Linked DNA regions of Homo sapiens: region 1 is linked to region 2. Evidence: chromatin contacts called from ENCODE Hi-C or POLR2A ChIA-PET data. All regions are on one chromosome and are shown on one strand. The core of a region is the stretch at or near the end of the contact, and the rest is flanking DNA. Distances in the headings are between cores, read along the strand shown. Region 1 has its middle 50 kb from the start of ACSL4. Region 2 overlaps ACSL4 (acyl-CoA synthetase long chain family member 4).

Region 1 (3,074 bases), core at 185-2,684, 74 kb after region 2:
GTGGCAGGCTGGGGGCAGGGTGGGGGCGGCGGGGGGGATGGAGGGAGAGAGAGAGAAGAGTATTAAAACCATTGACTCTTCCTTACTAAGAAGGTTCAAACAACCAAAAATAAATAAGACTAGAAAGACTTCAGGGGATTGTCACATGTTAACCAAAAGGATTCCTACACAAATAAATGCCACTTACTACAAAGCATAAATAAATGAACCCCATCTCCCCCGCAAAAAACCTAAGTTGTGGGAGAAACAAAGCCAGGTGCATCACTGTGGCATATGGAATTTGGGGTGTAGATGGGGACTAAATGCCATGGGAGCATTAGTGATTTTGACAGTGCACTCAGCAGCTCTAGGTTTCAAAGGTATTTTAGCCAAGTATTTTCTCACTGCGGCCTAAGCCATCCAAGGACACTGCTGAATCCAAGAATGAGAACCAAGATTTTCTCATTCGCTAGTGGCTTGCTACGCTGTGCCGTTTTAGAAAATGACACAAGGAAATGTGATGCCTCCTGGGGAACATTCTTTGGTTCTGCCTTATCAGTAGACTGACTTCCTCCTCAAGCGAATCTTCTAACATTTCTCATTGTCTCTGTAACTACATTTGATTATGTGACTACAGAGAGCACAATTTCCCAGGTGAGGCTTCCCACCAACAAGTGGATCATTTCGACGTGAATGAATGATAAACCACACAGCAAGAGGGCGAGAGCAGCAGCAGAGTCATTGAATTTCAATTGTTAAAATAGCAATCCTCCCTACCCATTTCAAAAAAATCCAAGGACAGTGAGACAGGCATTTGCAGTTTATATTCCAGGTAAATATGCATCATTTTTACTCATTAGATGAGGAACAAAATAGCTTTTAACTTTGAACAAGGACTTGAGAATTAACATTCTTTGTTTCATTTTCAATTCTGCCAAGGACCTGCCAGATGGCCATGTTTCTGGAGGTGGAAGGATGTCTTACTCATCACTCAGCTTACTTTTTAATATAACAATCTAACAAACCTCCATCCGTTCTAGTAGCCTTTATGGCCTCTTCCCTGCCCCGCACACACCCACCATTGGTGAGAAATCATGGGGCCTCATAATTGTTAAATTCAGAGATGAACATAATATATCACCAGTTGATGCTCTGAATTCACAACCACCCTCTCCCCTGCAAATGTAGTTGAGCCTACTCCTTCTGTTAAAAACCAAATTGAACCTCTGAGAAATTTGGTTTGCCTTTCTCAATAGACAGTATTCCCTTTACAACTACACAGGAATAGACTTTGCAGCAACTTGAAGTAAATTTAGAACATGAAACTTGTAGCTTTACCAGACTAAACTGGAAAAAATGAAGTCAGTTCGGTTCACCACAGAGAATGAAACTCAGTACCCTAGTGAGGCCGGAGGCAATGCTCTAAACAGCCCCCGTGACCCAAACTGCCTCAGTTTTGGCCCTACAGCCTGAACAGACCAGAGCGGTGAGAGTGAATTGGATTTTTATGAGCTCTGCCTTAATGAAAAGTAGATTTGCTTGATATGGGGAAACAATCGGTTAATGTTCTATGCCATTCAGGTGTAGGTTTATTATTACTTTTTTTATAATCAAAAGAAGTGGATTTAGCTGGAACTGGAAAATTGCATAATAGGAAACGCCAAGATAGGGGTGGAGGTTAGAACAGTTAGCCACGTCTCTGACAAGTATAAATCTTTGCTTAACCCTGTTACAAGGCCATTTGGCACACTTTGCTTCCTGATCCAACTCAGCAGGTACATTCCAGGCTCCAGGGCACCCCCAACCGAACCCTCCCAACTCCAAGTTTTTCCAGTACTTTGAATGCCTTCCAGGCCTTCTTCTTTTATAGGAAACATAACCGAGATTTTAGGAGGCAGTATTTAGCAACACTAGCTTTGCAAATGTTCACAGAGACATAGACAGTGATCTTACTGAGGCTAGACCTTTGACTATGACTATTTAGCTTATGTGGGATCTAGAACTTATCTGGAAAAGTCATGTTTGTATCTCAAGGATGAACCAATAGAGCCTTGAAAGCAAAAGTCTTCAAGCCCCTTGCTTTACTTGTACAGATTTGGTCAGCTTCTGGGTGAAAGAAAACACAAAGACCAATTGCCCAAATTATTAGAAGATAATACAATCTGACTCATTTAAAGAACACGGTATGGAAATATTTATTTGTACCCATTGAGGTACAAACATTAAGCAGAAGTGTACCTCCCAACATGTATATTGGTCCAGAATAATAATAACAGTTGTTGACACTTTCAAGAGGCTCAACATAGACAAGTGCTTTAGACAAATTCCTATTTAATCCTTATACCGACCCTATGAGGCAAGTATTGACTTCACCACTCATTCACTGGGAATTGAAAGTCTGTTAGTAGAACCTGTACGCTTAACCACTGTGTCCCATTTTTAGAGGACAATGATGAAGATTCTGTGAACTTAAATTAACTAGATCTATCATACTAAAAGTGTGTGCTACAGACCAGTGCTGGTCTGTGACGAGATTAGTCAGAGACTGAGAGTTAGAGTTTTTAAAAATGTATAGCAATGTAACAGAATATTCTTGTCTGTTGAACCTAATTATTTAAAAAAATTGAGCTTGTATTTTTACAACTTTGATTTTTATTAAATATCATTTTATAATAATTTATTTGTATTATTTTTAAAAGAAAGTATCAGTCTATGACAGATTGGAATTTTATTTGAAAGAAAGGAAAACTGTTCCTTCACTATAAATAGTTTGGGAAGCACTGGACTAAATAATATATCTTAGTGATGACCATTGGAGAAAGGAAAATGGAAGATAGTGAAGTTTGACCTTCTTCATGAGGTTCATGGGGGTTTTCTGTCTTTCTTATCAGCCATCTCCACTTCTTTCTGATAAATCTACTCATTTCTCTGTTGGGTTTTAAGAGATCAGTAACATCCCCTTTCCTCTTTCTAATTTAAAAGCAACTGAGACACGAACACCAGAATCAGATAGCAGCTCAAAATGTCAGTTATAAAACTGAACTGGCGGACGTAGCTGAGAATGTGCAACCTCAGCAGTCTTTCTAATACCTCCC
Region 2 (3,001 bases), core at 51-2,550:
ATCCAGTGGTGCAATCTTGGCTCACTGCAGCCTCGACCTCTTGGGCTCAAGCCATCCTTCCACCTCAGCCTCCTGAGTAGCTGGGACTACAGGCATGCGCCACCACATCAGGCTAATTTTTTGTATTTTTGGTAGAGACAGGGTTTCACCACATTGCCCAGGCTGGTCTCCAACTCCTGGGCTCAAGCGATCCATCTGCCTCAGCCTCCCAAAGTAATGGGATTACAGGCATGAGCCACTGCACCCACGTAGAGGTTATTTTTAGTTTTATCCTTATAATTTCCCTACATTTTCTAAAACTTCTACAGTGAATGTTACTTTTATCATTTAATAATAAAGTAGAAAATATAGCACCAGCCTTTCAATTAATTCTAATGTGTGTCTATGTATTGATAGTAACAATGAATATGGTCCAAAAGGTGTTTAGCCCTACTCAAGTGGCAAAGTAATACTGTAAAAGGAGCTAAAAGTTGGCTTTATTTGTACTAAGGAAAGCAGGTTAGATCTTCGGTTTTTAAATTAGGCTCAAAGCAAAATAAACTCTTCTTTTGCTCATGTAATATAACCTATAAGCTAAATAAAATGAGGGTTTTCTTCCTTACTATAACTACCATGGTTAACTGTTTTCTGAAGCTAAGCATCCTTTTGGTGTCCCTTATGTCAAAACGTGACTAACAAAAATTGACTGGTACAAGCTGAGTCTCCCTAATCTGAAAATCCAAAATCTGAAATGCTCCAAAATCTGAAACGTTGTGAGCACCAACATGACACACAAAGGACATTCTCATTGGAGTATTTCAGATTTTTGGATTAGGGATGCTCAACCAGTCAGTATATAATGCAAATATTCCAAAACCTGAAAAATTCCAAAATCCAAACACTTCTGGCCCCAGGCATTTTGGATAAGAGATACTCAACCTGTAATAGCAAGTTAACAGACAATATCAAAAAGCCAGACAATCATGAGGGGTTCTGCACAGATGAAAGTATAAATTTCTTTAAAGCTAAGAGTTCTACTTACTTATCCTATTAAAACAAATGGGAACTCAAATGCCAGATTATATCTGCATGAGATAGAATAGGTACCATGCCATACTTGCAACCTTCTGCCCCATAATGAAAATGTTTTTCAACTGACCAGAATCAGTCCCCTACAGGAAATTAAGCCTGCCCCAGGAGAAGGTAACTCAAGCAAAAGGAACCAAATGAATATCATTCCTTTGATGTCTGTGATTAGTAGACCCAGAGGGCTACTTTCCACACGGGTGATCAGAGGGCCTGTGAAAGGAGGGGATTTCAGAAGTGAGCTTTCCATCAGTACTTTCTTCTTTACAACCTGGTTCTGGGACCAAATACTCAAACTTCAAAGGGTATCATCTTACCTGTCTAGCTTCAGACATTCCAATCAACTGTGCTATCACATTACAAATGTGTACTAGCTGACTTCAAAAAGTAGGAGGCAGAAAAGGCTGAATCATTTCTTTCTCTCAAAGTTTTTCTTTCGAAATGTTTCGAGCAGTGGTAAAATATCATTAAGTAATTTCACTTCCTGTAAGGCCCACACATCTACAAATGTGTCCTGCAATAACCCCAACAGGGTCTGGCAGCATGGAGTTCACAATGCTAAAAAGTATAAAAAGAATACAGCTGCTACGCATACAATTCCAGTATAATAATACAACAGAATATTTTCTCAAAAATTAACTTTTACTCCAAAGTAGAGGGAAATCTCTCTGTCACTGATGGTTCGCTAAACTGGGTTGAGCCAGTACTTCGGAAGCTAGAGTCACAAACCTGATCCCCAGATAAACTGGTTAAAATGAAGGCGAGGCCGGGTGCGGTGGCTCACGCCTGTAATCCCAGCACTTTGGGAGGCTGCAGCAGGCGGATCACGGAGGTCGGTAGTTCAAGACTAGCCTGACCAACACGGAGAAAACCCGTCTCTACTAAAAACACAAAATTAGCCGGGCCTGGTGGTGCATGCCTGTAATCCCCTCTACTCAGGAGGCTGAGGCAGGAGAATCGCTTGAACCCGGGAGGCGGAGGTTGCAGTGAGCCAAGATCACGCCATTGCACTCCAGCCTGGGCAACAAGAGTGAAACTCTGTCTCAAAAAATAAAATAAAATAAAATGTAGGTGAACACATTTCCCAGCTTTCTGAGGACTGTCCTGTGGTTGTCCCAGCATAATTATCAAACCCCTCTTTCTTTTGCAAAAATATCCTAATGATGACCCTAGTTGTATCCTAACTTTCATCCCATAGAGAACAAGGCAAGAATGTATGGGTATATTAGCAGAAGCCAACCTTCACTCCTGGAAAAACACTTCCAAGTAAAAACTCCTGTTTGAATCCACAGTCATATACGACGGGCAAGTAAATGAAAGCACCAGCTGCACACCATTAATCACACAAACACACAAGACTCTTTATTCCAAGTGTTTTTCAATGATATCAAATTACTACAATCTTAGTTTATGTGCAACATTTATAATCCAATTTCTAGAATCTAGATTAACACCTTAACTGATGACTTCAAACTGAAGTCAATTTCTCATCTCACAAAAAACACACTTGTATCTTAAACAGATATAGGATAAATCAGATGCATTGTAAGAAAATATCTCCGTGTATAGGTATTTGATTTGTGACTTTAAAAAAGTATAGTCCTATTTAATAAGTTATGTTCACCCTTTAACTAATTTTATTTTTTAATTTTTAATTTTTTTTGTTGAGAGATGGGGTCTTGCTTTGTCACCCAGGCTGGAGTACAGTGGCACAATCATAGCTCACTGCTGCCTTGAACTTCTGGGCTCAGGGGATCCTCCTGCCTTAGCCTCCTATAACTAGGACTTAGAAACTCACCACTGCATCCAGCTAACTTATTTTTTTATTTTTGTAGAGTAAGCATCTCACTATCTTAACCAGGCTGGTATTAAACTTCTGGGCTCAAGTGATCCTCCGGCCTTGGTTGCCCAAAGGGTTGGGATTACAGGCATGAGC

Evidence for each region. A loop is a pair of places that touch in the nucleus more often than their neighbours do. ChIA-PET counts read pairs that join two places held with the same protein, here RNA polymerase II (POLR2A). Pooled maps may share reads with other maps.
Region 1: a map of gastrocnemius medialis shows a loop between it and region 2 (2.2-fold over the local background). The contact joins two enhancer-like sites. A Hi-C loop is called at or near these places in 2 of 168 maps with a recorded cell type or tissue (GM12878 and gastrocnemius medialis), 13 of 37 single-sample maps with no recorded cell type and 10 of 50 pooled maps. POLR2A ChIA-PET finds 5 or more read pairs at or near these places in 2 of 52 experiments (GM12878 and PC-3).

What each region holds. Positions count from the first base shown.
Region 1 is chrX:109,782,204-109,785,277 of GRCh38, forward strand. No RefSeq gene overlaps it. Among named protein-coding and RNA genes, the nearest start is that of ACSL4, 50 kb to the left of the region's middle. Within about 2 kb of position 1,435, at least 2 of the 41 ENCODE cell types and tissues checked have a DNase peak (open chromatin) inside an H3K27ac peak, as active enhancers do; they include GM12878, where a contact is called at or near this core.
Region 2 is chrX:109,707,996-109,710,996 of GRCh38, forward strand. All of the region lies in intron 1 of ACSL4 (acyl-CoA synthetase long chain family member 4), which reads right to left. Among named protein-coding and RNA genes, the nearest start is that of ACSL4, 24 kb to the right of the region's middle. Within about 2 kb of position 1,301, at least 8 of the 41 ENCODE cell types and tissues checked have a DNase peak (open chromatin) inside an H3K27ac peak, as active enhancers do; they include GM12878, where a contact is called at or near this core.